Regions from separate parts of the Homo sapiens genome. Here region 1 is linked to region 2. The links are chromatin contacts, found by Hi-C or POLR2A ChIA-PET in ENCODE. All regions are on one chromosome and are shown on one strand. Each heading gives the region's core, a stretch centred on a gene start or an enhancer-like site at or near the end of the contact. The rest is flanking DNA. Distances are from core to core; before and after follow the strand shown. Region 1 has its middle 60 kb from the start of TCP10L. Region 2 overlaps CFAP298-TCP10L (CFAP298-TCP10L readthrough).

The links. Hi-C counts contacts between places; a loop is a spot of excess contacts on that map. ChIA-PET counts read pairs that join two places held with the same protein, here RNA polymerase II (POLR2A). Pooled maps may share reads with other maps.
Region 1: a pooled map shows a loop between it and region 2 (4-fold over the local background). The contact joins two enhancer-like sites. A Hi-C loop is called at or near these places in 3 of 168 maps with a recorded cell type or tissue (HepG2, PC-3 and endothelial cell of umbilical vein) and 3 of 50 pooled maps. POLR2A ChIA-PET finds 5 or more read pairs at or near these places in 6 of 52 experiments (H1, MCF 10A, OCI-LY7 and 3 more).

The regions. Positions count from the first base shown.
Region 1 is chr21:32,522,692-32,528,091 of GRCh38, forward strand. No RefSeq gene overlaps it. Among named protein-coding and RNA genes, the nearest start is that of TCP10L, 60 kb to the right of the region's middle. Within about 2 kb of position 1,905, at least 6 of the 41 ENCODE cell types and tissues checked have a DNase peak (open chromatin) inside an H3K27ac peak, as active enhancers do; they include endothelial cell of umbilical vein, where a contact is called at or near this core.
Region 2 is chr21:32,595,936-32,600,940 of GRCh38, forward strand. All of the region lies in intron 5 of CFAP298-TCP10L (CFAP298-TCP10L readthrough), which reads right to left. CFAP298 (cilia and flagella associated protein 298) reads right to left here. Exons shown (of 7, transcript NM_021254.4): 7 at 3,419-5,005. Among named protein-coding and RNA genes, the nearest start is that of TCP10L, 13 kb to the left of the region's middle. Within about 2 kb of position 1,361, at least 3 of the 41 ENCODE cell types and tissues checked have a DNase peak (open chromatin) inside an H3K27ac peak, as active enhancers do; they include endothelial cell of umbilical vein, where a contact is called at or near this core.

The sequences.
Region 1 (5,400 bases), core at 655-3,154, 73 kb before region 2:
GCCGAAGCAGGTGGATCACTTGAGGTCAGGAGTTCGAGACTAGCCTGGCCAACATGGTGAAACCCTGTCTCTACTAAAAATATAAAAGCCTGGCATGGTGCCAGGTGCCTGTAATCCCAGCTACTCGGGAGGCTGAGGCTTGAGAGTCTGTTGAACCCGGGAGGCTGAGGTTTCAGTAAGCAGAGATTGTGCCACTGTACTCCAGCCTGGGCCACAGAGTGAGACTCTGACTCTAAAAAAACAATCGACATCAAGGGTTGGGTGCGGTGGCTCACGCCTGTAATCCCAGCACTTTGGGAGGCCAAGACAGGTGGATCACCTGAGGTCAGGAGTTCAAGACTAGCCTGGCCAACAGGGTGAAACCCTGTCTCTACTAAAAATAAAAAAAACAATTAGCCGAGCATGGTGGCATATGCCTGTAATCCCAGCTACTCAGGAGGCTGAGGCAGGAGAATTGCTTGAACCCGGGAGGCAGAGGTTGCAGTGAGTCGAGATTGCGCCATTGCTCTCCAGCCTGGACGACAAGAGCAAAACTCTGTCTCAAAAAAGTAAAAAATAAATTAATTAATTAAATACAATTGACATCGAAGAATGACAGTAAATGGCCAAACCAAGTGGCCCTGGGAGCTCAGAGAAAATGATTCCACCAAATGGACTAGGGGAAGCTTATCAGAGATCACGCTCAACATGGTCCTCTAAGAATAGGCAGAATTTCCAAAGGTGAAGGAAGGTAGGGAAGGGAGCAGCCAGGAGGTGGGAACAGGAACAGCACGTTTAAGTACAGGGAACAGCCAGAGTGAGGGAAAATAAGGCTAAAAGGGTGAAGGGCACCTGGAGAATGTTGATATTTTGGGCTTTGGCGCGTGCCTGTGTCCTGGCTGTAAGAACATTACGCACTTTGGGCGGCATCACTCAGCCTGCTCCTGGTTGTGGGTCCATTATCTGCTCCTAATATTGTCTTTCGTCTCGGGATTGTGAACAGATAAGGAACCCACAGCCAGGAGCAGGCTGGGCCTGGCCTCCAACCTTGACCTTCTGACTCTTGGAATAGTAATTGCTCCGGATTTTAAGGTCACTGAACACCATCCAGTTAATCTCGATATCTTGGAAGTGACCAAATTACAGCTGAATTTCGTTGAAGAAATTAAAATCATCACTCTTATCCTAAGAGTGATTATCCTAAGTATTCCGGTGACTGACTCACCTGGGACACTTTAAGATGCAGTTAATATCATCAATGCAAATAGACCTCAAGGGTCTAACAAATTATTTCTGGCAGAGCCCTTTTTTGAAATGTTTCTAGTCTTTGCCCCAAGACTGCTCACTGCCTAATTGCATTTCTTTCCAATGGGTCTAACAGAAAATCCCATTGGAAATTTATCTTCAGGTGAAAATGCCGCCTTCCTGCTTTTAAGCGAACTGCCTGTGATATCATGAGCTCAGGCTGCAGAGGCTCAGCCAAACAAAGAGAGGAAAGCTGGTTACTTCTGATTGGGAGGACGTATTAATTCCCCACACTTTCCCTGTTCCAAACTCATGACTCCATGGATTGAGTCCTTTTAAGAAAAGAAAATAGAGCCTGTCATTTCCTATTGTTTCAAAGACAAAATCCAGCCTGGGAAAGATTAAGGGAAGAGGACGGGACTCGTGTTCAGATGACTAAGCACCAACCTGACCTGGAAAAGGCTCGATTAGTTTTTGAGGAAGGGAGGGTGCTCCAATTAGAGGCATGTGTAAAATAATGACATTACCTCACTAAAAGAGAAAAAGGAAAACATTCCCAACTCACTAACAATGAACTAGCAAGAAAATGTGTTGCTAATCTGTGAAGAATTTGCAAACCCAGTGAGTTGCCACCCAGCTCTGAGCTCCCAAACTTCCTTCCTTAGAACTTGACCTCTGATTGTAAAACCCTGGGCCCTGGGAGAGAGGGGCCTGTGCTGGTCAGCAAGGGGGAATCACATGGACCAGCCAAGCCCAGCTCTGCTCCGCCCGGGGTTTCTGGTAAATGAGCCTCTGTCACTCAGTTCGTACACATGGATACTTCTTATTGAAGATGTCTTGGGAAAAAGTCAAGCTGCTCTGAAAAAATAATAAAAATGCACTGTATCATGTTTTTAAAAGAGCTAGATCTCTATGTACCGACATGGAAAATCCTTAAAGTCATTATTAAATAATACATAGATTATGATAACGTGTTTTTAAAAAGACTCAAAACTGGGCCGGGTGCCGTGGCTCATGCCTGTAATCCCAACACTTTGGGAGGCCGAGGTGGATGGATCACAAGGTCAGGAGTTCAAGACCAGCCTGGCCAATATAGTGAAACCCCATCTCTACTAAAAATGCAAAAATTAGCTGGGCATGGTGGCACACGCCTGTGGTCCCAGCTACTCAGGAGGCTGAGGCAGGAGAATTGCTTGAACCCAGGAGGCAGAGGTTTCAGTGAGACAAGATCGTGCCACTGTACCCCAGCCTAGGCAACAGAGTGACACTCTGTCTTAAAAGAAAAAAAAGAAACTAAAATGTTGGTGGTTTGGACAAATCCTGCCCCTGCACCCCACCTGCATGTCCCCTCCATGACTTCCTGTTGTGTACCAGGGTCCCTGAGGTGGGCTGAAAGAGGGCCGGGAGCTGGCTGTTCAGAGTCCCCCAGAAGCAAAAGCAGTGGGCCTCTGGCCCTGTGGGCAGGGCTGGCTGAAGCAGAGCCAGGAGGGAGGGCTGAGGAAGGCTGTCGTGCACCTGCCTGGCCAGCCGTGGGCAGTAGAAAAGAGGCTGGGATGGGGCCAGGTGAGCCCAGCTCAGGTCGGGGGCCTGGCAGGCCCTGGACATGTCTGCTCACAGCTGCTCAGAAGTGGCTCCTCGGGTTGGCCCTTGCTGCCCTCTGAGCTCTTGTCTCTGCATTCTCCATCCACCCCCACCCCAGCTTCTTGCCGGCCCTGTGCACAGACACCTAAGGCCCGCCTCTTAGGGTCAGCTTGCCCTCAAAAAGAGAAGAAAGCATAGGTTTCCAGGACTGGCTGATGAAGGGAGGGTTTGGGATTTCTGGAGACTTGAAGTTGAGCTTGAATTCCTCCCCTCTGACTTTCCCAGGCCAAGGCGTCCAGCACCCAGGGACCAAGCCCTGGTCCTCAGCAGAGACCGTCTGCAGCCCCTGCCCTGGTCTCGCTAACACTGGTTTAATATATCTACAACGAGAGATTCCCAAACCCCACCCAAGAGTCCCTGAGGGCAGACCTTGGGGCTCCAGGCCCAGGAATCTGCATTCTCCGCCCCCCAAACTCCCCCCAGGGGTCCTGATAGGCAGACAGCTGAGAGCTGGGCTTGCCTCCACCTGGGTCCCTGAAACCCAGCACCCCGCCCTGTTGCTTGTCTCTTGCAGCCCAACTCCTGCAGCTGGGCCTTCTGCTCATCCTGTACAGAAACCCTCTGTTTGCTCCTGCAGACCTGCTCTCCATGGCCCCCAGCCTGCTCCACTGTCCTGTACCTCCAGACCCCCATCAGCATCTCCCCGCCTGTCTGCTGGGTTCAGCCAATGGGGAGCCTGGCAGGAGAAAGTCATGCCATCAGCTTTGAAGATACTTTCCTTTCCTGACTTCTTATCCTGGGGTTCCTGAACTCTGTTTTTTGTTTTGTTTTAGATGGAGTCTCACTCTGTCGCCAGGCTGGAGTGCCGTGGCACAATCTCGGCTCACTGCAACCTTCGCCTCCCGGATTCAAGCGGTTCTCCTGCCTCAGCCTCCCGAGTAGCTGGGACTACAGGCATGCACCACCACGCCCAGCTATGTTTTGTATTTTTAGTAGAGACGGGGTTTCACCATGTTGGCCAGGAAGATCTCCATCTCTTGACCTCGTGATCCACCTGCCTCGGCCTCCCAAAGTGTTGGGATCATAGGCGCGAGCCACCATGCCTGGCCGAGGTTCCTGAACTCTTAAGGGGACCACTGATCTTTTCTAGAGCTCCATGAGCCCTCTGAAGTTTTAAGCAAAAGTTTGTATATTTGAGAATGTGAATCTTTCTGGCTTTTTCATGGGATTGCAACGAGGATCCAAAGAGATAATACAAATGATGTCAGCTTTGACAACCACTAACTGCCCAAAAATATAAGGTATTATCATAATCACAGCAAGATCAAAAGAGGTTAATGCGCGTCTCTCTGTGTCAAGTGTTCATGAAACTTCTGTTGAAGTTGGCCACCAGATTGGGCCAGCATGCACATGGGCAGCAGACAACAGCTTTACAGGTTGTTAGAATGAGAGGCTGAACCCTAGCCTCTGGAAGGTGACACCGCAGAGGCCATCCACAGAAGTGTGGGTCTTCCTAGAAAATGATGCAGGCAGGTCCGGGTGTAGTGCCTCGCGCCTGTAATCCCAGCATTTTGGGAGGCGGAGGCGGGCAGATCACTTGAGGTCAGGAGTTCAAGACCTGCCTGGCCAGCTGGTGAAACCCCATCTCTACTAAAAATACAAAAATTAGCTGGGCATGGTGGTGCAGGCCTGTAATCCCAGCTACTCAGGCAACTGAGGCAGGAGAATTGCTTGAGCCCAGAAGGTGGAGGCTGCAGTGAGCCAAGATGGAGCTACTACACTCCAGCCTGGGTGACAGAGGGAGACTCCATCTCAAAGTAAAAAAAAAAAAGAAAAGAAAAGAAAGAAAATGATGCAGGCAGGATTAATAACCAGAATATATAAGGCGATCAAACAACTCTATAGGAAAAAAATCTAATAGTCCAATCAAAAAATGGGCAAAAGATTTGAATAGGCATTTCTCAAAAGAAGACACACAAAGAGCAAACAGGCCTATGAAAAGGTGCTCAACATCTGTGATCATCAGAGTAATGCAAATCAAAACCACAGTAAGATAGAATCTCACCTCAGTTAAAATGGCTTTTATTCAAAAGACAGGCAATAACAAATGCTGGAGAGGATATGGAGAAAAGGGAACCCTTGTACTCTGTTGGCAGGAATGTAAATTAGTACAACTGCTGTGGAGAACAGTTTGGAAGTTCCTCAAAAAACTAAAAGTTAAGCTACCATATGATCCAGTTATCTCATTGCTGGGTATATACCCAAAAGAAAGGAAATCAGTAAATCAAAGAGATAGGTGTACTCCTCTGTTTGTTGCAGCACTGTTCACAATAGCTAAGATTTGGAAGCAACCTAAGTGTCCATCAACAGTTGAATGGATAAAGAAAACGTGATACATACACACAATGGAGTACTATTCAGCCGTAAAAAAAAGAATGAGATCCAGTCATTTGCAACAACATGGATGGAACTGGAGATCATTATGTTCCATGAAATAAGCCAGGCACAGAAAGACAAACAGAGCATACTCTCATTTATTTGTGGGATCTAAAAATCATAACAAGTGAATTCATGAACATAAAGAGTAGAATGATG
Region 2 (5,005 bases), core at 111-2,610:
GGGAGGCGGAGCTTGCAGTGAGCCGAGATCGCGCCACTGCACTCCAGCCTGGGCAACAGAGTGAGACTCCGTCTCAAAAAGAAAAAAAAGAAAAAGAAAGTGATGGAGAAAATGTTCACTATGGAGTCTCACATGTGGGTGGTGTCCGGTGCTGAAACTGAAAGAGGTTTCAGTTTTGTATGTAATATATACAAGGGTGAAAATAGTTTACATCACAAATCAGATTAAGGAAAATAAATGTATAGGGAAAAGAGTTAGCAGGTTGCTATATAATTAGATTAGTCAAATCGTGTTTCAACAAAAATCAGCAAAAACATTCTGTGAGCATCAATTGGTTATGTGGAGTTCATGATAGAGAGTGCAGCATATCTTATTACTTGTAAGCTGTATGCTACATATCCTTGATATCAGCAAAATTTATAACAAACTTACATCTGTATTTATATGCACATGTATTTTGGGAAAGCTATTGTTAAACATTTAAGAGTGTACCACTATCATGGCCAGGCACGGTGGCTCACGCCTGTAATCCCAGCACTTTGGGAGGCTGAGGTGGGTGGATCATGAGGTCAGGAGTTCAAGACCAGCCTGGCCAAGATGGTGAAACCCCATCTCTACTAAAAATACAAAAATTAGCCAGGTATGGTGGGGGGTGCTTGTAATCCCAGTTACTTGAGAGGCTGAGGCAGAGAATTGCTTGAACCCGGGAGGCAGAGATTGCAGTGAGCCGAGATCGCACCACTGCACTCCAGCCTGGGGGGTGACAGATTGAGACTCTGTCTCAAAAAAAAAAAAAAAAAAAAAAAATTAAAAGAGCGTACCACTATCTACATAAATACATACACTGAAAATGCATAATAACTTCAGCTGCTCTGATACCAAATGCCAACATCCATGAAAATGTCCTACAAGAGAGGGAGGGAGCTGCATCAATTGCGCTGATGACCCTGGGCCAATTGTCCTAAGATCTGTTAGGTCTGTGATCTGGGAGGGCCCTGGAGATCCTGAGGCAGCAGGTGAGGCCTGAGGCCTGGGACCCCAAACCCAGCTAAAACTAAAAACTAAAAACTCTTAAGTGTAGAGTTCAGTGATACTCACATTCTTGTGCAACCATCAGCACCATCCATCTCCAGAATGTTTTTATCTTCTCAAACTTAAACTCTATACCCATTAAACAGTAACTCTCCATCCTTCCCTGCTGTCCCCAGCCCCTAACAACCATCATTCTGCTTTGTCTCTGGATCTGACTACTCTAGGAACCTCGTATAAGTGGAATCTTACAGTATTTGTCATTTGGTATCTGGCTTATTTCACTCAGTGTAATGTCATCAAGGTTCATCCCTGTTGGAGCATGTGTCAGGATTCCCTTCCGTTGTAAGGCTGAATAATATTCCATTGTACGGATACACCACCTCTTGTTGACTCATTCATCCTCTTGTTGACTCATTCATCTGTGGATGGGCACTTGGGTTGCCTCCACGTTTGAGTTATTGTGAATCATGCTGCCGTGGACGTGGCTGTACTGCAACTGGTTTTGCATTTATTTGAATAGGTGGATTTCAAAGGTACAAAAGACCATCCTGTGAACCGTGACTCCCTCCCAGCCCATCCTCCAGGCCCCCTAGAGTTTTAACCACAAGCAGCCATGGTCACCAGTTTCTTGTGATCTTTCTAAGAGTATGTGAGCATATGTGCTATGCCATGGTAGAGGCTGGACGCGGTGGCTCACGCCTGTAATCCCAACACTTTGGGAGGCTGAGGCAGGCAGATCACCTGAGGTTGGGAGTGAGACCAGCCTGGCCAATACGGTGAAACCCTGCCTTCACTAAAAATACTAAAATTAGTCGGGCACAGTGGTGCGTGCCTGCAATCCCAGCTACTCAGGAGGCTGAGGCAGGAGAACAGCTTGAACCCGGGAGGTGGAGGTTGCAGTGAGCCAAGATCATGCCACTGCACTCCAGCCTGGGTAACAGAGTGAGACCCTGTCTCAAAATAAACAAACAAATAAATACAATAAAATTAAAAATCTAACAACAGTGCCCTCGTTCCCATGATCTCACAGTCCATCCAGGGAGACAGACTTGTAACCGAATGCCATGATTACAACCAGCTCAATGGGAGATGAAGAAGGAGGTGTGTTCGGAAACCTGGGAACTGAGGAGGGAGTGGGCTCTCAACCTTAACATGGGCTGCGGGAGTTGGGCAAGAATCAGAAACAGATTATGTAGATGATACTGGAACTGTGTGGTTTCCCATTTGCAAAAAAAAATTAAAATTATATTTTACAATGTTAGTATATTCTGAGCATTTTAAGAAGTAAAGTCCACTTTGATAAAAGGAAGAATGTCTATCTTCCTTGTATATATATCTATTCCTATAGAATACCCATTTGTGTCTTAGTTTGTAAGAGCTGCCATAACGAAATACCATGGACTGGGTGGCTTAAACAACAGACATTGATTTTCTTACAGTTCTGGAGGCCGGAGGTCCAATATCACAGCATTGGCAGGGCTGGTTCTTCCCAAGGCCCCACTACTTGTGTTGCAGATGGCGGCCTTCTCCCTGTCCCTTTCCTCTGTGTACATAGATCCCTGGTGTCTCTTCTTCTTCTTTTTTTTTTCTTTTTTTTTTTTTTGTTGAGATGGAGTCTCGCTGTGTCACCCAGGAGAGCAATGGCATGATCTCGGCTTACCACAACCTCTGCTTCCTGGGTTCAAGCAATTCTCCTGCCTCAGCCTCCCGAGTAGCTGAGATTACAGGCACACACCACCATGCACAGCTAACTTTTATATTTTCAGTAGAGACCATGCACCATGTTGGCCAGGCTGGTCTCGAACTCCTGGCCTCAGGTGATCCACTCGCCTTGGCCTCCCAAAGTGCTGGGATTACAGTCTCCTCACCTTGGGCAATTTAATCCCTCTGGACTTTGGTTTCCTAACTCGTGAGATGACAATAGTAGTTTCTTTCTAATTTGGCTGTTTTTAGGTATAAACGAAAAGAATATATAGGTAAAGTGCTTAGTACAACCGTCTGGGAAATAGCAAAGTCCCCATAATGCCAGCTGCCGTTACTGTTATGTCTAGTATCGAACTTCTCCTGGAAATCAGCCACCTCTCTCCTTGAGCCCTGTCCAGGGCCAGTGGGTTTTTGGTAGTGTAGAGGGGCAACTCCTATCTTGCAAGGAACGGCAAGAGGTCGGGGCAAGCAGCTCTCTCTGGTCACTTCTTCAAGGGGGTGGTTGCTGAGGCTTTGGAAGGGAATTTAGTGAGCTCAGACCCTCTCAAGGCTACTGTGCTCCAAGTATGTGGCAGTTCATTTCAAGCTTGATGGCACACTCTTTGCAGAGCAGTTGCCAAGGAACGAGGTAATCTTGTGACAGAAATACTGCCTGATGCTGTCAGTTTGATGGTCGAAAAGGTTTTAGGTGGTATCAAATTTTATTACTAGCATTCCTGGTCTCCATGAAAGAACCACATAAGAAGACAAGTTATGTCAAAGGACAAAACCACAGACCTAGATGGGCACCGTGCATACAGCAGACACTTGGTTTCCTTTTGATATTGACTCAAACAGGGACTGGATTAAAAAAAGAAGAAAATAACAACAAGACCACAGACTTAAGCTGATCAGTGGTCTAACACTGGCAAGATTACTTTTGTTGATAAATTGATTTCTTGGGAAATCCTGGGAAAGTTCCTGGACGTGACCCTGTGGTCCTACCACCACTAGCTACCTGTGACCTTGGGTGAGTCAGCAAGTGGATGCAAAGGGAACACACACAGCACGGTGCCACAGCGGGCACCACCTGCCCCCCGCCGTCACAGATGGCTTGCAAATAAGCTACTCACGTACTTCCTGAGATCTGCTGCACCCAAACACACCAAGCTCAGAGAGGCTTTTGAGGCAGACAAGGGCAGGGAGAGAGGATGGTTCTTCTCGCATGGGTATTTAAGGAGTGTAGTGTCATGCGTGAGTGACTTTTTGGTTAGTAAGTTCTGCTGATTACATGAAGCAATGGGATAACTATCACGGCCAAAAGAGTATTCCTACTGCAGGCTCAGTAAGACTTTCTAATGATATTGAAGTAGTAGTTCCCTGAAAAGAGCTACTATGATCACATGGCTTGGTTAACTGTTTCTTACAAGTCTGAGCATGAATTTAACACACACGAACTATACACTGACAAAGACAGGATGCTCCTGAAATAAAATCACAGCATCTTATTGCATATACTACATCATCCAAGGTCAAAACCCTTTCATAGAGACATTTAAAACTATAACCAAGTAAAAGAGAAAATAGATGCAAATTTGCTTTTACAAAATTTGAAAATCAACCAAAAGAGTAAGGCACAAGATGCAGTCAGCTACAAAGCACTTCAGAGAACAGCGCTTTGCTCTCAGGTCTGGGACCCACCCCCTGGGCAAGGCCGCCTGGCAGCAGGCAGGAACCAAACCCCTGCCACCTCCACTCACTCCCAGGGTTCCTCTTTGCAGGATGGTGGGGAGCGCAGGCACCAAGGCAGGAAGGCCAGGGCAGGAAGATGCCCCGCGTCCTTCACTTTCCCTCAGTGTGAGCACACCAAGTTCCCTCTAACCAGGAGAACAGGACCCTAGGCACCAAAAGTCAAGCATGAGGGACTGCCACAGGCAGTCTGGCAGGTGTCTTTCAGATGCTAAAGTGCCAGGGTTTGCAGGATACTTGGATGGTTTACAGTGATGATGAGTTGGAGTCTTTAAACTCAATGGTGTCCTAGATACTCAGTTAGGATGATAGTGATCCCATCCATCCCGTGGTTGGTCACTGAGCTGCGTACGAAGCTGGCCTAGAATCAGACCCCGCATCCATAGGGAGAAATCATCACCCTCTACCGGGATCTGGATTTGTTTTCAGGATCTATTCTCATGAAGGAGACTTGAGAAGCTGAGAAACTCCAGAAGAATTTAAGTTTCAAAGTCAGATGAGTTTGCTACTCAACCTTCATCATGGTTGTAGCTTTCGCTCC